2 separate regions of the Homo sapiens genome follow, and region 1 is linked to region 2. Evidence: read pairs that join two places in POLR2A ChIA-PET (ENCODE). Cell type or tissue: PC-3. All regions are shown on one strand. Each heading gives the region's core, and the rest is flanking DNA. Links, peaks and the distances in the headings are about the cores only. Region 1 has its middle 44 kb from the start of LINC02742. Region 2 has its middle 310 kb from the start of LINC02755.

The links. ChIA-PET counts read pairs that join two places held together with the same protein. Peaks named below come from ENCODE experiments on the same cell type or tissue, not always from the same donor. Only the 100,000 strongest peaks of a DNase experiment are listed, where the experiment ranks them.
Region 1: POLR2A ChIA-PET joins it to region 2 with 8 read pairs; 2 of 35 experiments call an interaction of 5 or more read pairs at or near these places.

What each region holds. Positions count from the first base shown.
Region 1 is chr11:28,852,130-28,863,459 of GRCh38, forward strand. No RefSeq gene overlaps it. Among named protein-coding and RNA genes, the nearest start is that of LINC02742, 44 kb to the right of the region's middle. In PC-3, for the core only: no CTCF peak of the experiment used is centred there; a DNase peak (open chromatin) is centred at 8,952; H3K27ac peaks cover 1,574 bases.
Region 2 is chr11:29,277,509-29,288,838 of GRCh38, forward strand. No RefSeq gene overlaps it. Among named protein-coding and RNA genes, the nearest start is that of LINC02755, 310 kb to the right of the region's middle. In PC-3, for the core only: no CTCF peak of the experiment used is centred there; DNase peaks (open chromatin) are centred at 3,143 and 4,863; H3K4me3 peaks cover 294 bases; H3K27ac peaks cover 2,332 bases.

The DNA.
Region 1 (11,330 bases), core at 1,929-9,928, 430 kb before region 2:
TCTACAGAACACTTATAAGATGTTAAGCATTATTCTAAATATTTAAATCTAAAAAGTAATTCATTTTATCCACATAGTAACTCATTGAGGCAGGTGCTCATTATTATCTATTTAATCATGAGAAAACTGAGGCCCAGAAAACCATAATTTGCTCAAATCACTAATCTAGGAAATGGCAAATAAAAGATTTCAATCAAGTTACATTGGCTCAGAGAATGCTGTTGATCACTGTGAGATTCAAGGGTCATTCTACTATTTCTGAACCCTAATTCAAAAACTGCAATCTTAGTAAACACACACACACACACGTACATGTATATATTCTCTGATTTCTCACTAGGAAATACAATTCTAATACTACTGTTAGTATTGTCAAGATTTACTAATTGAACATCTACTAAGTGTCAGACAATTTACCAGGCCTTAAAAATATTCCCTAATCCTCAAAAAGACAAAGAAAAAAGTGGGTCATTTTAATCTTATTTTATAGAAAGGAAATCTAAGGACTGGAGAGACTCAATAACACACTGATGACCATTATAGGCACTTAATAAATATTAGATAAATGTAGTGATAAATCCTAATATATTTAAGTATCCATATTTATAAATACACGAATATGCATTACTTTGCTTCATTATACATATGCTCTGAAGTATCTGTTGGGTAGTGGCTTGGTGGCTCCAGTCGTAAATAATGACTTTTTTTTTCATGGGCTTCTCAAAGTCCATGATTCAAATTTACATTCCTGGCAAAATTACCCCAGATTAACTGCCAGGGATCGTTGGGGTTGCTTGAGAATTGTAACCCCATGAAATGTGAAATATGTTCATGACAAGGATTCACTGTGCTGTGCTTTTCTGGGCTATTACTATCCCTCTCCACCACTTTGTCTGGCCTGAGATGTGTGTAATAACTGGCTTTTTCTGCTTTTGCTTTTCCACCCCTATCAGTCCATAGGAAATAATCCATTTTGAAAAGATGATGAACGAGAGGCCTTTGAATAAATTAGCATAAATAAACGAAACCAAAACGTGATGAGTGTTAATAATAAGGACTCAGTTGGATTTTACGTAAGATGAAGCAACATCCAGAGTATGAGGAAATTGGGCTAGGGCATCTCTCTTGTTTCTCAGAAGTGATAGCAGCTCATGTCAGCCATTTACTGGCACTAAATACCTTCTTTCAGGAAAAGTATCAAATGTAGCCAGCATTTCACACTTGTACTATTTTCTTATTTAAAAAATCCATAGCCCTCTTAAGAAATAAAATTAATATTAAATATTCCATTGGCTGAATCCCATGCAGACACTAATGGGAATCTGAAGAGAGCCCTGCTTTGGGTAAGCAGTCTTGAGTGATTTTTGTTATATTTTAATAACATTAAAAATATGGATCTGGTTCTCATCTCTTTCTCTTCTATGTATCTATCTTATCTGAATATAAATGGATATGTTTAGAAAATTCATGAAAAAGTGTACAGTAGGGTCCACTTCTAAAAACCTCCTCATCCTGTTTAATAGGCAGCCATAATATAAATTAAAGCAAGCATCAACATTAAATATGAACTCCATTGTAATGGTATTACCTGCTAACTTCATCTCTAATCTCTGCTAGTCTATGAGTCCACCCTATTATTTGTAGTTCCTCTCTTGTATTTATTTCATCAATATTATTACTCTTTATCATTAATTATCCATTGTAACTAATTAATAATTATTAAGAAGCAACCGAACAGTACTAGTTCCCTCCCAGCTTGCAAGCCACCTTGATATTTCCATCTTTTATGCTGTACATAAGTCTAACCAGACTTTCTGACTTTTTTTCAAAGCTCTTTAGTGCAAAAGCTAACAATTATCCCCAGTAAACTTTGTCCTTTTTCTGATAGACTATTTTAAAAATTAATCAAGTGTTAATTTTAACTACTTTGTTATTCTGAGTTACAGGCAACTCTACCAAGTTAATATCCCCTATCAATTGTATGAGTATATTTTATCATTTTTATTGAATTCACAATTGAATATAAAATAATTGCATATGTTGTAGGAGCATTTCCTTTCAAAGAAGAGTCAGAGAATATTCCTTTCTACAATTATCTATTTATGTAATACTCACAATTCAGCATCAAAACCAGATTAACCTACCTTCATCGAGTTCCTCAAGAACTGATCATCTTGCTAATGCAACAATGATTAAAATATTGTACTTGTAAATTCTAATAAGTAGTGTAACTTTTTATAGAACTAGATAATTACCTCTGCTATAATACAAAGTTTGTTAGTGCTCCAAAGCCCAAATCAGATAGATAAGCAGACCCCATTTTATCGGAAACAGCCAATGGAACTAGGTAAATATAGGTTGAAGGTGGGCTATTTTGGCAATGGGCATCATGGTTGACTTCAGTCATTCAGAATGCTATTTCACAAATGAAGGAATGGTCTTATTCTGCATTGTCATAAAGAACAAAACTGATACTAAGTAGTCACAGACACATGACAGTAGAATTATTTCATTACCCCTTGACTTGTTTCAGAAAGAGTTTCAAGAAATACATGAAGAACATAGATTTCTCAGAATATAGTATAATAAGTATATGTGGTTAGCTTTTTGTCAGTAAAGACACCCAAGAAGTCACATGAAGAGTACTCGCTGAGAGGTTTTTAGGGAAAAAAATCAAGCTTCAAGATGACAGTTTTACTGAATAGCCTGCATGGTTCCTTGTAACCCTAGTAACCCATGATCCTATGAAGTACGTCATTTAGATGTCTTACTTTCTATTTTCTGCCATTAACTCTTTACCTTTTGTGATCTGGCTCCGTTAATTACTGGTCAACTGAATTCTCTCAGCAAAGAAACTATGCTAGATTTCACTAATGGTCCTAATTCTTCACTCATCGTATAGCTATACTCTGTACCATATGACTTTGCAGTTCCTACCACTATTTCCCTGCTTTTTGACTTTGAGTTTGACCATGTGGATTACTTTTGTTGATGTGATATTAGCAGGCATGGCATTAAAAAAATCTTAAAAATTTCTGTGTGACTGAGCTTACCTTCTCATGCCCCTGCTTTTTTCATGAGAATGACATTTCTGGGATAGTCTACTGGTCCCAGGAGAAAGATGAAAGATGTATAGTGCAGGTTGGAACCATCCCCACTGGATCTGGCCTAATCAAGTGCTGCAAAGCTACATTTCCTGAAAATAAAGTAGCTGACTGATACAAAATTTGGCACCTGAAAGTGAAGTGCTGCTGTATTAAATACTTACAATTTGTGGCATGAGTTTGAGAACTAGCTAGTGTTAGAACTAACCAGTGGACCGGGCAAGGTGGCTCAAGCCTATAATCCCAGCCCTTTGGGAGGCCAAGGCAGGAGGATCACCTGAGGTCAGGAGTTCGAGACAAGCCTGGCCAACATGGCAAATCCCCATCTCTACTAAAAATACAAAAATTAGCCGGGCATGGTGGCAGGTACCTGTAATCCCAGTTACTCAGGAAGCTAAGGCAGGAGAATCACTCGAACCTGGGAGGCAGAGGTTGCAGTGAGCCAAGATCGTGCCACTGCACTCCGGCCAGGGTGACAAGACAGACTCTGTCTCAAAAAAAAAAAAAAAAAAAAAAGAACTAGCCAGTGATGTTCCCTCATCACTAGGTCAGTGATGAAGGAACAATGAGAAGAGGCTGGGTAAATGGCAATCCACGTAAAATAGTGATGAAATTAGTAATATTGTCTGTTACAATAACTGGGAAGATAGTAAATGTATTTAATAGATTTTTGTACTTGGCTGAGTAAACCCTAAGCAAAATGTTGAAGTGCACTCTTGTTTCTTTTACTTGTGTTTGATATACTACTTTAAGAAAGAGATAAGCTTAGAAAAATACGAATCAGATTGTAGCAAAATTTGGTGAGAATGCAAAGTCTATAACCTGTTGGGTTGGAAAGTAAAAGAGGTTCTTATCTCCAACTCTTCCAGATAATAAAAGAAACTTCAATTCTGATAAATTCTGGGGCTGAAGATTAAATCTAGGAAATAGCTGATGTATACATGGTCTCAGAATACAGACTAACTACATGGTATGACTGTAGGTTCTTTTGATAAGACTTCTGAAAAATTTACAGTGATACCTAGTAGATATTATGATCACACAGCAGCCTAATATGCCCAAAATACTGCAATTAAGCCTAAGCTGTATTATCCTACATGGTAGCCTCTACCCAAGTAGCTGTTTAAATTAGAATTCATTAAAATTTAAAATTTAGTTCATTACTCATACTAACTATATTTCAAGTACTTAGTAGCCGCATGTGACTAGTAGCTCTCTTATTGGACATCACAAATAAAGGCTCTTTCCATTATTCTAGAAAGTTTTATTAGATGGCTCTGGTAGAGCTGTCTAATAAAAAACCACTAAATGTTTCAGAAAATTCAGTTACCATATATGCTACTGTATTAAGCCATTCTTGCTCTGCTATAAAGAAATACGTGAGACTAGGTAATTTATTAGGAAAGAGATTTAATTGGCTTATTATTCTGCAGGCTGTATAAGAAGCATAGTGGCATCTGCTTCTGAGGAAGCCTCAGGAAGCTTCCAATCATGGCAGGGGAGTAGGCACGTCACATGGTAAGAACAGAAGCCAGAAAGAGAGAGATTGACCATTGGGGGGTTGGTATGTCACACACTCTATTATAATGACCAGATCTCAAGAGAACTCACTCACTATTGAGAAGGCAGAACCAAGCCATTAGGGATTCACCGTCATGATCGAAACACCCCACACCAGACCTCACTTCCAGCATTGGAGATTACAATTTAACATGAGATTGGGGTGAGGACAAATATTTAAACTATATTATTCCACCTCTGGCCCCTCCCAAATCTCATGTCTTTTTCACATTGCAAAATACAATCATGCCTTTCTAACAGTCCCCCAAAGTTCATTTCAGCATTAACTCAAATGTCCAAAGTCTCATCTGAGATAAGGCACATCTCTTCCACCTATGACCCTGTAACATAATAAACAAGTTAGTTGCTTCCAAGACATAATGGGGCTTTAGGCATTGGGTAAACACTTTCATTTCAACAGGGAGAAATTGGCCAAAAGAAAGGGGCTACAGACCCCATGCAAGTTCATAGTTCAGCAGGGCAGTCATTAAATCTCCTAGTTTCAAAATAGTCTCTTTTGACTCCTTGTCCCACATCCAGGGCACACTGCTGCAAGGGTGGGCTCCTAAGGCCTTGGGCAGCTCTGACCCCATGACTCTGCAGGGTACAGGCCCACCAGGCTGCTCTCACATTGTTGAGCGCCTGTGCCTTTTCCAGGCACAGGGTGCAAGCTGATGGTGTATCTACAATTCTGGGGTCTGGAGGATGGTAGTCCCCTTCTCACAGCTCCACTAGGCAATGACCCATTGGGAACTCTGTGTGGGGGCTCCAACACCACATTTCCCTTTGGCACTTCACTAGTAGAGGTTCTCTATGGGGCTCCACCCCTGCAGCAGGCTTTCAGCTGGGCACCCAGGCTTTTTCATACATCCTTTGAAATCTAGGTGGAGGTTGCTAAGCCTCACTTGCTCTGCAGGCTCACTCCTGCAGGCTCAACACTACGTGGAAGCCAAGAAGGCTTACAGTAGCTTGCTCCCTCTGGAGTGGCAGCCTGCACTGTACTTGGGCCCCTTTGAACCAAGGCTGGAGCTGGAGTGGCTGGAATGTGGGGAGCATTATGTGCAGGGCAGCAGGGCCCTGGGCCTGACCATGAAACCATTCTTCTCTCTTTCACCTTTGGGCTTAAGATGGGAGGGGCTGCCTCAAAGTTCTCTGAAATGGCTTCAAGACCTTTTACCCATTGTCCTGGATATTAGTACTTGGCTCCCCTTTAGTTATACTAATATATTTAGCAAGTCGTTGCTCCACAGCCTGCTTGAATTTCTCTCCTGGAAAAGCTTTTTCTTTCTCTGCCACATGGCTAGGCTGTAAATTTTCCAAACTTTTATACTCTGCTTTCCTTCTAAATATAGCTTCCAACTTTAAGTCATTCCTTTACTCCCACATCTGAGCATAGGTTGTTAGAAGCAGCCAGACCACGTCTTGAAAACTTTGCTGTTTAGAAATTTCTTCCACCAAATACCCTAAATCATCACTCTCAAGTTCAAAATTCCACAGATCCTTAGGGCATAAACAGAATGCAGCCAAGCTCTTTGCTAAGACATAACACATGTGACCTTTGCTCCAGTTCCTAATAAGTTCCTTATTTCAATCTGAGACCTTGACAGTCTGGACTTCATCGTCCATATCACTATCAGCATTTTGGATACAGCCATTTAACCAGTCTCCAAGAAGTTCCAAACTTTCCCTCATCTTCCTGTCTTCTTCTGAGTCCTCCAAACTCTTCCAACCTCTGCCTGTTACCCAGTTCCAAAGTCACCTCAACATCGTCAACTATCTTTATAGCAAAGCCCCACTCCCTACTCCTTGTTACCATTTTTCTTTTCTTTATTTTCTTTTTTTTTTTTTGGTTTGAGACAGGGTCTTGCTCTGTCATTCAGGCTGAAGTGTAGTGGCTCAATCATGGCTCACTGTAGCCTTGACCTCCCAGGCTCCAGTGATCCTCCCACCTCAGCCTCCTGAGTAGTTGGGATTACAGGTGCACACCACTACATTCTGTTAATTTTTGTCTTTTTTTTTTTTGAAATGGGGTTTTGCCATGTTGCCCAGGCTGGTCTCAAACTCCTGAGCTCAAGCAATCTACATTCCTTGGCTTCCAAAAGTGCTGAAATTACAGGCATGAGCCACTGTATCTGGCCCACTTTTCTGTATTATGCTGTTCTTGCCCTGTTATAAAGAAATACCTGAGACTGGATAATTTATAATAAAAGATTTAATTGACTCACAGTTCTGCAGGCTGTACAAGAAGCATAGCAGAATGTAATTCTGGGGAGGTGTCAGGATTATTGTTTTAAACCGCTGATTTTGAGGGTTGTTTGTCATGTTGCATTTGTGTATGGATAGCTATCTGATGGAGTCACTAATAATCTCTTGTTTATTAAAGTCAATAAGTCTAAATCTCTCTTGGCCAATTGCTCCTCTTGTTACTTGATTTCCATTACCAACTTTTTTTTTTTTTTCTACCTGCCTATCTTTATGGTTGTTTTTTTTTTCTCAGCTTTCCTTTGTGGATTTTCTTTCTCTGCTTTTTCCTTAAATCCAGATTCTATTCATCCTTAACTGTGTTCTCTTCACTTTAGGCACTAGGTTTGTGATGCATCTGTTTTATTTAATTCTTTCTTAACATTGTATAATGCCCATATTTCTATGTCCTACTAAGGTCTCCCTGTGCTCTAGAATAGTTAATAATTGATGGGCTATTTCAACATGTATGCCTCACTGGATATGTCTAAACACAAACTCCTCATCTTTGTCCTTAACTGTGTACCAGTTTTTGTGTTTCCTGTCTCAGTGGATGGCAGTATCACATATTCAGTTGCTCAGGCCAGGAACCTGGGTGAAATGAGTCTTCTTTCTCCCTCACTTTTCACATTTAATTAATTACAAAGTCCTGTCAATACTACTCCTTAATATATTTTATTTGCATTCACTTCATTCAAACCCTCTACCCTCTACATTATTTTTGTACCCTATTATCTCTTGTACTAGATTCCTACAGTTTCCTTTTAACTGGTTTTCATGCCTTCACTTTTGTATTTCTTCAAGTCATTCTTCAGAGATCAAGCTAATTGCTTATGTTAATTAGAGTTTCTCAGTTGCAAGCAAGAGAAACCATCTCTAGTTACCTAAAGCAAAAAGTGATACAGTAAAAAGAATTGGAAAGATGCATGGAAGTTTAAAGATAGAAGGGAATTCTAAAGAAAACCAGTAGGACTTTCTCAATAAATTTGGCTATGTGCTGGAAATGGAAAAAAAAAAGTGAAAAAGTGTTTTCCTCCCTTTGATTGGCCGATCTTAGGTGTTTATTTTGTTTAGAGTGATATCCATAAAATACTAAAAGGATGTGGTTATTGGAGCCCCCAAAGACTTTTTCAATTTTTGAAGACAGAAGCACTGGAATTATAATCTCACTAACATTGAGATGAGGTAAGAAGGCATTCCCAAGAAGAAATGGGAGTGCAGGTAGAAAGGAGAAATGGATGCCAGTTGGGCCCAAACAGATAAATGATTATTATCTCCATATATATTTTCTTTACATTGCTTAAAAACAGTTTAGTATCTTTCATGTTTCTCAGGATAGATTCCATATTTTCTAATATGACAGGCAAAACTTTTTCTGAGCTCTGCATAAGCTTTACATAAGTCCTTGGCTTCACAGAATACTATATTATCAAAATTAAAATCAGTCCTACCCTTATCTGGGTCAGGAACCTTGGCTCTTTCTACCTCCCAGGTCTGCTCCCAGCTATGCCTAGCCAAATCTGTCCAGTCCTCTGTAACTTGCTTAGAATTATTTCATCTCTTCCCAACACTGAAGGTACAGTCTATTTCCAACATGCCCATATAGGCCCTTGTGCTTGCCCATAGCTTACTACTTATCACACTGACTTTTAGTTGTCTTTTAAAGAACCCAGACTGATTCTCATTCACTTTTGTATTCCCAGTTGCTTTCACAGTAGTTGACACACAGTAGGCACTCAATAAATTTATAGGAAGTTGAAAAATATGCTTCTTATTTCATTTGTTGATAATTTTCAAGTATCATTAAAATGGTAGTAATATTTACTACATGGCAAATATGCAAGATAGTAAGGCTATGAATTAATGAAATCCATCCACTCTGGCCTCATAAATCACAGTGCTACATTCTGTTCCAGATTCCACAGGTGCAATGCTTACATTTAATTGCACTGATCAAGCTCTCCTTATGCTGAATTCCTGTATATATCATCCTCTGGGTAGGATCAACTGTGCAGTTTCAAATCCATTTGTTTCAAAATCCCAGGAGGACTCTGTGTTCTTGTGTGACTTTGTGTTACTTCCTGATGACTCATGGAGTGTAAGAGCAATGAAAGCAGAGGCTGCGTAAATAGATTCTCCTGGGGAGAAAATTCCTCTTTAAATCAATTTAATTTTCTACTTTTTGAAATGTGAGCTAAGCGTGTTGCATCTTTGTTTTAAGGAGCTCAAGCATCTTTGCAAATATTTGGTCCCTTTTCTTAAAGAATTCTTAAAGCCTGATATGATTGGCTTTGGCTTTCAGGCTTGATAATTCCTTGTAGCTTGGTAGGAATATCAAAGACCAAAATCCATTTTTTTCTGCTTTCCTAGACAACTCAGTGATAAAGTAGGAAAATAATAATAAACACGGATATGCACCAATAAGCTGGATTTCTATAGAGCATATTTTAGCTACAGGACTGAAAATTCTTTCCTATTCACTGTATTATCATATTTATTTTTTAGGTCAATATGACATAAATGTAGAAATAAAATAGCTGGGGACATAGAGGCATAAAAACATTCTGTTCAGTAAGGTCTCCAGGCTTATCCTCCTGTTTGTACCCTCTTAAACATGCTGTTATCCCACCCACATTTAAAATGTTGGCTCATGATCATTTGAATATTACCATGGGCATATTGGCAAATTCCTTTCAATTTTCCTCTGGCTAGTAAGCTTTAGAATAAGAATGACTCCCAATTGACCAATGCTATGTTTCGAATACACTCTATAATGAATCAATTTACAGAGGCAAACATTGGCTTCCCTTGCTGATTTGTTTTTCTGAAATCTGCCGAATAAAGGCCAGAATTCATTAGCTTGGCTCTCTAAGTTCTCTGTCATCAGATCCCTCTAAGCATTCTCTGCTCTATGCTCTAACCAAGCATTTTACAATGTATCTTCATTGAATATTAATCTTTTTAAATGTGCTGAGGAGGTGGATTCCATAGTAAAATTAGCTTATTAATGTGTTAAGATTTATTATGCAAATTAGCATATTAAAATCTTTAAGAAGTCTTTTAATAATGGAATTGGATCCATTTTGTTTAAGTTTTTCTGAACTTACTTGGTCATAGATTCTCTTTTTTCATATATATATATTTAACTTGCTAAGGGAAGTGTTACATTGCCTTATGTGTTCTGGAAAGATTTGCTGAACTGTTGGGTAGCAGTTTCCTATGTCCATTCATGGTCTCTCACCCTGGAATGCCTCAGCTGCTATTTTCAAGTATCTCTCAAAGCTAAGTCTAAGTGTAACTCACCGTCTTTCCTGATCTTCGCAGACAGACGTGTCCTCTCCCACTTCTGAACTCCTGTTGTATTTTATCAATGTGTCTTTTATGGCACTGCTCATTCTCTATATTGAATAATAATTAAGGCCAGTTTAATTACTCTCATTGGACTGTGGGATCCTTGAGGACACAGCCCAGTTTTACTCATTGTTTTATAATCTTTAGTATAGATAATATACCTGTCACCTATAGTACTTTTTCTAGAGCATTGATGCATTTAAAACAAACGAAACAACAGAGGAATGAATGAATGACAAAATCTTTATACATTATTAATATAAAATTTTAGTATTGTGGCTGAATCCATCTCTGAAAAATTATTTTGGATAAAATTATAATTTAATGACATTAGTATTTCACATAGGAATTTGCTATCAGATAGCAGTCTTGACTTTGTTTCAAGCCAAATATTGCTGCATGTCTCTTTCATGAACATGATCTTCAAGAACAAAACACCTTAGCTTGGTTTCCATGGGCCTCCTGTAATAGGCTACATCTACTTTCATCCTTGATTCTGCTTAATAGTAAGTATCTGTCCCATAAAAGCATGTCTCCCTATCTGATGAATGCAGTGTCCATTGTTACCTCCATGCTGTCCTTCAGGCTACACCCCGGCCCTGATTCCTTGCCATTCTCCTAAATCCTTAGCTATACCTATTCATCTTTCAAGACCTACTTCCAGTCAGAAGTTCACAATGAAGCCTTAATTACTTCAGTCTTCTAGCCTCCTTTGACTAGTAGCTCAACAGACCTTTTATTACTGATTGGTTACCTTCTGGCGTCCAGGCTGGAGTACCATGGCACAATCTTGGCTCGCTGCAGCCTCTGCCTCCCATGTTCCAGTGATTCTCATGCCTTAGCCTCCCGAGTAGCTGAGATTACAGGCATGTGCCACCACACCAGGCTAATTTTTGTATTTTTAGAAGAGACAGTGATATGGTTTGCCTCTGTGTCTCCACCCAAATCTCATGTCAAATAGTAATCCCCTCATGTTGGGGTAGGGACCTGGGGGGAGGTGATTGGATTATGGGGCTGGTCTCCCCCATACTGTTCTTGTGATAGTGATTGAGTTCTCATGAGAGCTGATGGTTT
Region 2 (11,330 bases), core at 1,796-9,795:
GATTAGGTCATGAGGGTAGAACACTCACGACTGAGATTAGTGCCTTTATAAAAGCATCCCTAGAGAAATGGCCCATCCTTTCCATAATGTGAGTACACAGCTGGAAGGCACCATCTATGAACCAGAAACAGGGTCCTCATCAGACATTGATTGCCCCTGTCAGTGCCTTGATCATAGACTTCCCTGCCTCCACAGTGGGAGGAATAAATATCTGTTGTTTATTAACCACTCAGTTTATGTATTCTTGCTATAAAAGCCCTAATGAACGAAGACAATAGCCTTACAGGTTCTCCTCAGTTCAATCATCAAAGGATTCTCCTTGCTGTAGCCAACATGATATTCTTAGAAAATGAATAGGATCTAATTACTCTGAGGATTAAACCTGTTACTTTAATGATAAGATCCAAACTCAGACGGTCCATGATGTGGATATTAATAAGCCATGGTTCTTCTCACTTTGGATCTTATTATGAAAGTAATGGAACAAATTGAGTTAGGATCTTCCTTCAGATCTATCCTTTACCCTATCTCCACATCAACCCTTAATCCAAACAACCAAATATGATTCTGTTTCCTCATTCAATTTTCTCCAATAGCAGATGCCTTGCTTATGCTTTTCTCATTGCTTAGGATGCCAACCAATAAGCCACTCAGATGCAAAGGAGGAGCCATGTTTAAAAATTGTACCCAGACTTAAATGAGTAAAAAGAAAGAAAAGAGATCTAGGCAATTAGAAACCTGGACAATTGCTTCAAACAGAGGATGGGGAATTCAGAAATGTATTTCCAATTAAAAATTATACATACATAAGCATATGGGATATTTGTGGCGTATCTGCACGTTTTAATTAAATAGGGTCAAATGCTAATAAGTGATGCTGTATCTCCATTTTCTCCTTTTTTTTTAACATTACAGTTTTAAATGTATGTTAGTATACTCTGAAGCTAGATGGCTTAGTGTATAATTATTGCAATTGAAATAGTATATGTATACTTATGATAAAAAGGGACAAATAAGTCATACTAACAATTTATATCTTAAAAACCTAAACTTATAACCTTTCTGCTACTCAATCAGTTCTTTTTTCTCACTTAAAAATTTAATTTTCTTATTATAATTGTAATATGACTTTTTATTTAAAATTTTAAAATATAGATATGAATAACAATAAATCTGTGTTCATATGTGTATTGAAAAATACTTGTTACTAACATTTTATTTTTGCTTATATCATTCTGTCCTTTCATTTATGCAAATGTAATCTTTTTTATTTACAAAACTGGATTGAAAAATAATATTACATTGTAAACTGTTTTTCTTCAATAAGATATACTATGTTTATCTTTCCATGACATCACATATTTTTCACGGAAAAATATTTTAAAAATATTTTTCAAGGCTGCATAATATTGCATAATATGAGACTGCTATAATTTAATACATTTTCTATGACTGGGCATTAAATTTACTTTCACTGTTTTATTATTACAAGATGTAAACTACAATAAGATCCTTATAGCCATATAATTGTAAAAAGCCTTCCTTCCTCCTTTAGGATTGATTTGTACAGGATAAATAGCTACATCAAGAGGTATGCAAGTTCGATATACTAATAATGGGTTGTCACGTTTGTCTTCAGAAACACTGTAACAGATTTATTTCCATTAACAAGAAATGAGAATCCCTGTTTTCTGCACTATTGCCAAATTTAGCTACCTAACCATTTCTAAAATGATTCTTTAGATTTTTTTCAGCTTCTATTTGCAACCAAATTCCCTAAGCCCTTATCTTTTCTATTCTGGTTTTCTTTTATTTAAATAAAAGAAACTTCCACATGGAAAATATGACTTGTAAGAAATAAGTCCAGAAGCAACCAAATAAGCCTAGAATACAGGAGCAATGAAAGGGAGGCAGCTCTTGCAAAATTTCTAGGAAGGAAATAACAACAAAAAGATACAAAAACTTAACTACGTGATTTTACAGTGCCCATGCCTATTATTTTATTAGCCAGTTAGGTAGTACAACAAAATCAGAGAAGAGTATGTGATTGTGTTTGTTCATTATTTTGGTCAACATAAATTACCTTTATTAAAGAAGAATTAGGTTTACAATCAGATAAGGAAAATGTGTGGTAAGATATTAAAATAGAAAATGATAAAATTCTACAGGACATTGAGGTTGAACCTTATAGTCAAGTGGATAGAACACTTTAAAAGGTAAAGGAAAAATAATAAATTCAATTGTCTGATTTTTAAAAATTAGTCATAAAAATAATGATACATTCACAAATCCCTATAAGCAAGAACTATTTAACTAAGCAAGCTGACATTGACATTCAGCTGATATTGGCAAACAGCAACAGAAACCTGACTATGGTGCATAGCGGGTTAGAAAACACAAGACTGTCCTTGTGTCTGTTTTTACACCTATGCAGCCTCGCTTCACACATTCTCACAATACCCATCTTAGTTTAATCAGGCAACCTGTACATTCACATTTCAGGAGTTTCTAGATCACCACAAAGGGCACTATTTTATGGAATGAGTGTAATTAAAGCATTCCATTATTATCATCTACATTTTCCTCTCTAGAAAATACAATTGTTTCATTTCAGTAAAGCCTGTGTGTGAAATGAAGAACAACCCGATGAATTCTTTGTACTCAGGAAATAAATATTACATATAAGCTTTTCTTTCCCTTTGGGAATTTCCCAGAATTAAGGAGGGCTTCTACTCTTCCCGGTCAGCTAGGAGAAATGCTGGTCAGTGAAGCAAACGCAAGACATTTAATTATTTTAACACAAGTTGGTAGCAGTAAAGGATAAGAAGAAAATACCGTCATTAGCTGAGAAGGCAGCACTCTTCCTCCAGCAAGAACTGATCACTCTCATAAAAATATAAATGAATTAATCAGGTAAAAAGTATGAGAGAACTGAAAAGGTGGTATCATGTGGTCCTCCATCATTTCTTTAGAAATGCATAAACTTTTCCAGTTAAAGAGTGATCAGGGAAAAGGGACTGAGGCTGGTGTGAAGAGAAACAAGTTCGAGACAAAACCTGAGGTCCTTAAGCAGGAAGACATTTTCTGTGTGTGCTCTAAAGCAACTTCTCACAGGTTTCTCCATTGTTGGAGCTGGACTGGAGAGAGACAAAGAAATGACTCACTCTAGATTCACACCGAAGAACACCACCCTGGTTTCACATTTATTAGCAGGTGGTATTTTCCATGGTTAGGTAAGAGTATAGCTGTATTTTCTCCACTCTACTCTTTTTATTTTTTGACTCTTTGAAAGTATGCTAAACAGCATCCTAGCAATTATCAAAGCTCTGTGTGTTTGTGTGTGTGTATGTGTGTGTGCGCGCGTGTGCATGCATCTGCCTGCTTGTATGTATGAGTGCGATGCTATCTGTGTGTAAATACTCTTACAATGACACAGTACTTGACCATTGCTATCCTCCATGAGCCATATTTACAGGGAAGATTAATTAAGCAGAAGCCTAATTTTTATAAATAATCTATGTTCCTTTTACAACACAGGGGTTGTTTAGAGTTGCTGTGTGATCACACATTTGCAGCTTTATTCCTCAGATTTTAATGCTGAAACCAGGCTGTCATTAACACTTGCACTCTCTTATTCTGATAGAGTATAACAGTTTGCAGTTTAATTAAAGGGCTATTGGGGGTGGTAACAGTGAGAGGGGTGATGGTGTGGATTTTAGAACATCAGGGTATCCAATAGCCACAAACACCTGGTGCTATTTAAGTTGTACCTTTAACCAATTGCAGTTGGCAGCCATCAGAATACAAAAGAAGCCAGAAAGGGGAATAAATGACATATTTTAAAGAGTGAAGGGATTGATTTTTACATCAGTCACTTGAATGAGTGATTCTCTCCAGAGGGTGCAGGGAGGAGGCTCCTGTCTAAATGCTAGGAGTGTCTATGGATTTGAATAATGGATTAGGAAGTGCCCAAACATCACGATTTTCAGATTTCTCCTGCTGAATCAGGACAGCTTGTCCAAAGCGTCAGGGAGAAAGCTATTCTTTACCTTGGAAACACTGCGACAGGGGGCCTGAATAATGACTTTTCAATAGGGAGAGAGTCCCCAAAGACCAATGTTGGATGAGTGTGAGTTACAATGATCAGAGGTAGTTTGCTTTAGGTGGGTGGGCCTTGGAGCACTTTCCTGCTTGTCATTTTTATTCCATTAGGGTGTGTGTGGGGGCAAGGAACTACAAATTCAGAATGCTTTGGGGAGAGCAGGTTGTGAGGGGAGGGCTGGGGGAGGGATCTTAATTATTTCCTTGACTAGATTGTTTAATGGTGCCATCCTTAGAGACCCCCTTGCTGCCAGCTTGTTACTCATTCCCAGAGTGAATATTACTTTAGTAGATAGAGTTCTGAAGTTTGTATGGCATCTGAATTGAAAAATAGGAAACATTTCTTTAAAAAATAATGACACTCTTCAGACTGCAAGAATTGGGAATTCGTTAATATCCACTCCTATATCTTAGGAAATAATTACATATTAAGAACATGCTACAGGGACCAATGTAAACAATCAAGGCCTCTAACACATTCTTTGAAAATAAAATATACATATACCTTTACCTTGACCAAATAGGGGAAAAGGTGAGCAGAAAGGTCAGATGTTTGGCAAGAAGAGGAGTAAGTAATTGAGTGGGAGGGGGAGCATAACCAAGTCATTTTCCTCATCAGTGAACAGCACCAAACAGTTGGAGGATGGAAGCCGACAGTGTTTTTAAAACAAAAAGCAGAGTGAGTAGCCATACGTGAGGCTATGTAAACAGGACACTTTTGATCCCAGGAGTTAACAAAGACAGTGCCAGAAAAATGAGTCACTCAAGCACTGCCACAAAAGCCAAGGATGAGGTTGGGGCTGAGTCATCTCATATTCAGATCTAAACTCATGTCTCTGCCTCCTTGTCCAGGTCCCCTGCTTTGGGCAGATGAAATGGAATCCTAGCTGTGTCTCCTCTCAACATGGACTGGGTGGATAAATAAGCCAGAAAATTCAGGATTTTTGAAAATTACTTTAACTGTAACTTTTCTCACTGAATTAGTCAACCCTTCTTTTCAGGTTGGTATCTACATTTGGGTACAAACTGTACTGAAAATGATAGCATACTCCAAGGACTCCTCAATAATAAACTCAAGGAATTATCTACATGCACCTCTGGCCAAATCACCATAATTTGGTGAATAAAAATGTCTACAGAGAACACCTTTCCTCTGCCTCCCTCAGAAAGTCCTTGCATCTTGAAGAGCTGACTTTGGTCTCTGACTTCTAGGTTTAATGCTAGGCTTCGTCAGCCAATGTGCCTAAGACAAGTCATTGGCTAAGACACACGCATGACCTTCAAAGAACTAATAGGCTTTTTGGTAAGATAAGCTATAGAAACATATAACCTTCAAAGATAACAGTTAAGTAAAATATTTTATTTTGATTCTGTGAATGAATGTATAGACAATATTGTAGAAGTGGCAAGGAGAACATTTAAAATAGATACAATATATAAACATATATATATATACACACACACACACACACACACACACGCACACAAATACAGAAGATTTATGTGCCTGTGTATGTTTAGTCTGAGATGTATTTCAAAAGGAAGATGGATGATCCTGAATCTCTTCGAAATGAGTGGCATTTAGATAGGTAGAAAGAAAGAAGGAAGAGATTCTATTCACACTGAAACACAGGTAAGCCTTTAGTGCAAAGACAATACTTGTCTTGACTCACATTTAAGTAGGATGCAAGGCAGTTAAAAACATTCCTTGAATCCCCACAACTCCTTGCAAACTTTATACATAGACACTCTTGAGGATGGCCAACATAACACATTAGTAGAAGAATCAGAATTTGCAGCCAAGTGTTTCCTGACTTCAACACCCACAGTGTTGACACTGCGTGTACTAGATTAAGGTAGATAGTTTGAGAAACTGGCAGCTTCGACTTTCTCAATGACTTAAAAGCATGTAGTAAAGTCAAGTAGGCGGCAGACGTGCATGTCATTACAGAATTTTTACGTGCTCAGAATTAAAACATAGAATGTTTACTTAAATTTAGAAACAATTTTCATACATGTGCTTTCATTTGTTCTTTTAATTCCAAAATCAAATACTGTCAACCATCATAACTTTAGTGAGAATTCAATCAAGGCTAAAGAATCACCTCTTTCAGCAAGCCTAATGACTTTCACCTTAGTCTCTACTGTATTAAGATAAGGGAAACTACTATTTTATTTCTAGCCTCTACCTTTGTTTTTCCTTTATTTTTTTAAATTTAAAGGCAAAACATAAACACTTAATTACACAGACACCATTGCCATAGTTGGTGACATGGATCAAACTGTTTTGTTGGCCAGAGAAAACAACACCTGCATGGGACAGTTAAATGTTCGTTTGGGAGTTGCCCTGTGGAAGTCCCAGTGTTGGGTGTATAAAGAAGCCTCAGGTTGTCAAACAATGCACATGTGAAAAAGTAAGGGTTGCAAAGATCTACAGTAATGCTAGTGTTGGTTTTTATAAAATGAGTCCCTGCATTTTTAACATTCTGGAAATGTAGAAAGTAATTTATTATTTTTCAACATAGAATAATTTTGAATTAATTCACTCATGAAAGATACTCTGTTGAGCATGTAATCCTAAACAAAACAGGGTTCCTGCCTTTAAGTGTTTCTCCAAATTAGAATTTAAAAATATGTTTACATTATGTTTGGCAAATGATATGTTGCATATATCAATTAACGGAATTATATTTTTGCAGATTTTGTATGATATTTGAATTCTACTTTTTTGGTACCCTTGGTAGACAAATGGCTCCCCTGGAGCAATAAAACTGCCTTGGGATAGTTGAGTTGGAGATAAATAATACACTGTATGAAAAAAAATTCTAAAGAAATAGTATAAATAGTTCTGGTCTGTCTAAAGTGAAATAGCTATGACCTGCACTCACAGTAGGACAAGAAAACAACTTCAGGAACAGAAGTATTTTTTACATTTATATTCTGAGGAATCTTTATTATTAATAGTGACCTATATTTTTATTACCCAAGGCTAAATATCTCTGTATATCTACCTTTTGACCATATTTCCAGAAAAGTACAGATGTAGATATGTATGTAAATATATGTAGGAGGTATGAATTTCAGTCCACAATCAGAAGAAGCAGGAGATATCATAGTTTTTTTTTTCTCTTTAAAGTAGATTTAATACCTCAGAGTTCTCACCAGTGAAATATAGGAATTTCACTTTGAGTAAATTTGGGTTATCTTCTTACCAGGATTTAAATATGGAGGTGACTGAAATCTTAATTGATGGAGGCTATCATTTTAAAAATTGCTCCTGTTACCCTATAATGCTGTGGTCAATTGACAGTACCTGCCCTCTGGCTCTTGAAAACTGATGTTCTTCCAGCTTTGCAACAACATAGATGATCCTGGTGGACATTATGCTACATGAAACAAAACAGGCACAGAAAGACAAATACCGTATGAACTCACTTATATGTGAAATTAAAGTGTAAGTCATAGAAACGGGGTAGAAGGGTGGTTACAAGGAGTTGGGGAAGTGGGAAAAATGAAAAGATATTGGTCAAAGGATAGAAACTTCTAAATATGTGATAATTTTTGAGACTTAATATGCAGCATAGTGAGTACGGTCATCATGTATACAGTAATGTATTACATACTTGAAATTTGCTAAGAGAGTAGATCTTAAGTATTCTTACCACACACATACACATAAAAGGTAACTATATGAGGTGATGGGTATGTTAATTAGCTTGATCATGGTAATCCTTTTACAATGTATACATATATCAAAACATCACTTTGAGTACTTTAAATATACAATCACGCATTGCTCAGCTACAGACATGCGTTCTGAGACATTTGTCTTTAGTTGATTTTGTCTTTGCACAAACATCATCATGTGTACTTTCACAAACCTAGATGGTATAGTCTACTACACACCTATACTATATGGTATAGCCTATTGTTCCTAGGCTATAAACCTGTACAACATGCCACTTTACTGAAGGTTACAGGCAATTGTAACACAATGGTAAGTATTTGTGCATCTAAGCATATCTAACATAGAAAGGGTATGATAAAAATACGATATGAAAATCTTCTGAGACCACTATTATATGTACAGTCTCTCATTGACCAAAACATCTTTATGCAGTACATGGAGTATATAATTTTAATTTGTCAATTATACTTCAATTAAGCTGGAAAAAAAAAACCAGAACAAACAAAACTTCTGATCTAAGCTGGTTCTGAGATGACCCTTACATAATCTTTCCTATTGGCCTGATAGTCCACATCTGGGATGCAGGGACGTGCCACCAGCCACCCTGTCTCTGTCTCCTCCTTAATCTAAGAAGAGGTTAAAACTTCCTTTCTTGGATGGAAGCTTCTACCTCCCTTACCTCCACTATTCAAAACACTTCTTTCCATCCATCCCCCTCATCTTCTCCTTTTTGGGCCTTTAGAAATACAGAAACATTCTTAATTTCCTCTGTTATATAAATAACTTACATGCTACATAACTTGGAAGTTTATTTCTCACTAACCCTATTGTGAAAAATATTTGAGGAAGTTTTCTCTATTGAACAATGCCACGCAAGCTATGAATGTACATTAGATCAGTGTACATCTGAGCATGCAATACTTAGAATTTATTTTTAACTATGTCTGACAAGGTAAATCAATTATATTCCAGTCATTTAAAATGATTATTTAATCCAACAATCACAATTTTGTTGACTTGAGTTCCTTATAAGCTTTCCTATCATTTCCCTCCCTTCTATTTCCTGGTCAGAGATTAGGCACTGGACAAGCTCATGTGATATGTATTTTTTTTTCTTAAATGAATGCTTTGTAATTGAATCACCCAGAAAATTAATTAAAACGATCAAACTTCTTGGTGTCAGATAGACATATCCCTTTTCAAATATCATTTGATAGTAGATATGAGGCATCTCAAAGACTTACGGTAGAGAAAAGAAAAAGTGGTTGTTAAAATAGCCTTGTACAGTCACTATGAACAGAATTTTTAACACAAAAACATACAAGGAGTATGATGTTTACAATCCACAAAGATGCTTTAAATAGAACATTTCTGTAATGCAACATCTTGTGTTTTCATATTTCCCATCATATTCAAAAATATTCTTCAACATAAAGAAAAAGTCCAATATATTTGCATAGTAAGAAGAGTTGAAAACATCAGATAATATTAAGAAACTGAAATAATAATATATAGTGCTTTTATTTCTATATATTCTAAAAGTGGGTGTTTATACTTATAAATTGATATATAAAGAGTTACTATCAAATTCATATTTAAAAAAATAAAAATACCAATGCTCTGTTTAAATGCTGGCATCAAAAGGATTAAGCTATAATTATTTTCTTGAGGACTTGTGGGTTTCGAAGTGATACATAGGCTTATATACAATTATATATAGACAGGAAAAAAGACTAAGCAAAGTAGTAAAAAATTATAATGAATCTAGTAATAGCTAAAAAATTAAGGCCTTGTTTGTACATCTATAGATAAGCAAACTTCACTTTTTAAAATGATATCTTGCTTTCTTTAGAATCACTTATACTCAAAATGATTAAGCATTTTAATTTTTGTAGTTACATTTGCATTTTATCCATGTTACACTTCCTTGCAGAAATAACAGTCTTGGGGAGAGGGAGAAGTGGTTTGGGGCTGCTTCAGGCAGCATTTTCCTCATTTATTTGATAAATATTTATTGTGTTAGTTACTAAGCATACAGCTGTGAATAAGACACAGTTTAATCCCTCACACAATCAAAACCAGGTCATTATTAAATTAACAATGATTATGCTTCAAAGCATATATAGACACCATTTCTTGATTTTGAATTAACCAGTTGTTTTTCCCGGATGTGCATACTGGAACACATAAGTACACAGACATTTTATTTCTAGCAGTAATCTTGGCTATACATTAACTCTTTCACTACATATTATGCATGTCTTATTATCTCCATGGTTTTATTATTTAAGGAAACCTAGATGATTCTTCTAAAGGTAACTGGATAATTCAAATAAGAAAATTCAACAAAAGTTGAAAAGGGATATTTTACATTTAAAAATGGGTCATAGTCAGTTTATTGTCTACTCCTAAAGTTCAGTTTAAAAAGGTAATTCTTTTCTTTTTTTTTAAGATTGAACAAAACTATTTATTAGGTTTTATACATATTTGTTCCAATTTTTTTATTATACTTTAATCTTTAGGGTACATGTGCACAACGTGCAGGTTAGTTACATATGTATACATGTGCCATGTTGGTGTGCTGCACTCATTAACTCGTCATTTAACATTAGGTATATCTCCTAATGCTATCCCTCCCCCCTCCCCCCACCCCACAACAGGCCCGGGTGTGTGATGTTCCCCTTCCTGTGTCCATGTGTTCTCATTGTTCAGTTCCCACCTATGAGTGAGAACATGCGGTGTTTGGTTTTTTGTCCTTGCGATAGTTTGCTGAGAATGATGGTTCCCAGCTTCATCCATGTCCCTACAAAGGACATGAACTAATCATTTTTTATGGCTGCATAGTATTCCATGGTGTATATGTGCCATATTTTCTTTATCCAGTCTATCATTGTTGAACATTTGGCTTGGTTCCAAGTCTTTGCTATTGTGAATAGTGCCTCAATAAATATACGTGTGCATCTGTCTTTACAGCAGCATGATTTATAATCCTTTGGGTATATACCCAGTAATGGGATGGCTGGGTCAAATGGTATTTCTAGTTCTAGATTCTTGAGGAATCGCCACACTGACTTCCACAATGGTTGAACTAGTTTACAGTCTCACCAACAGTGTAAAGGTGTTCCTATTTCTCCACATCCTCTCCAGCACCTGTTGTTTCCTGACTTTTTAATGATTGCCATTCTAACTGGTGTGAGATGGTATCTCATTGTGGTTTTGATTTGCATTTCTCTGATGGCCAATGAAACTATTCCAATCAATAGAAAAAGAGGGAATCCTCCCTAACTCGTTTTATGAGGCCAGCGTCATCCTGATACCAAAGCCTGGAAGAGACACAACAAAAAAAAGAATTTTAGACCAATATCCCTGATGAAAATCGATGCAAAAATCCTCAGTAAAATACTGGCAAACCGAATCCAGTAGCATATCAAAAAGCTTATCCACCATGATCAAGTGGGCTTCATCCCTGGGATGCAAGCCTGGTTCAACACACACAAATCAATAAATGTAATCCAGCATATAAACAGAACCAAAGACAAAA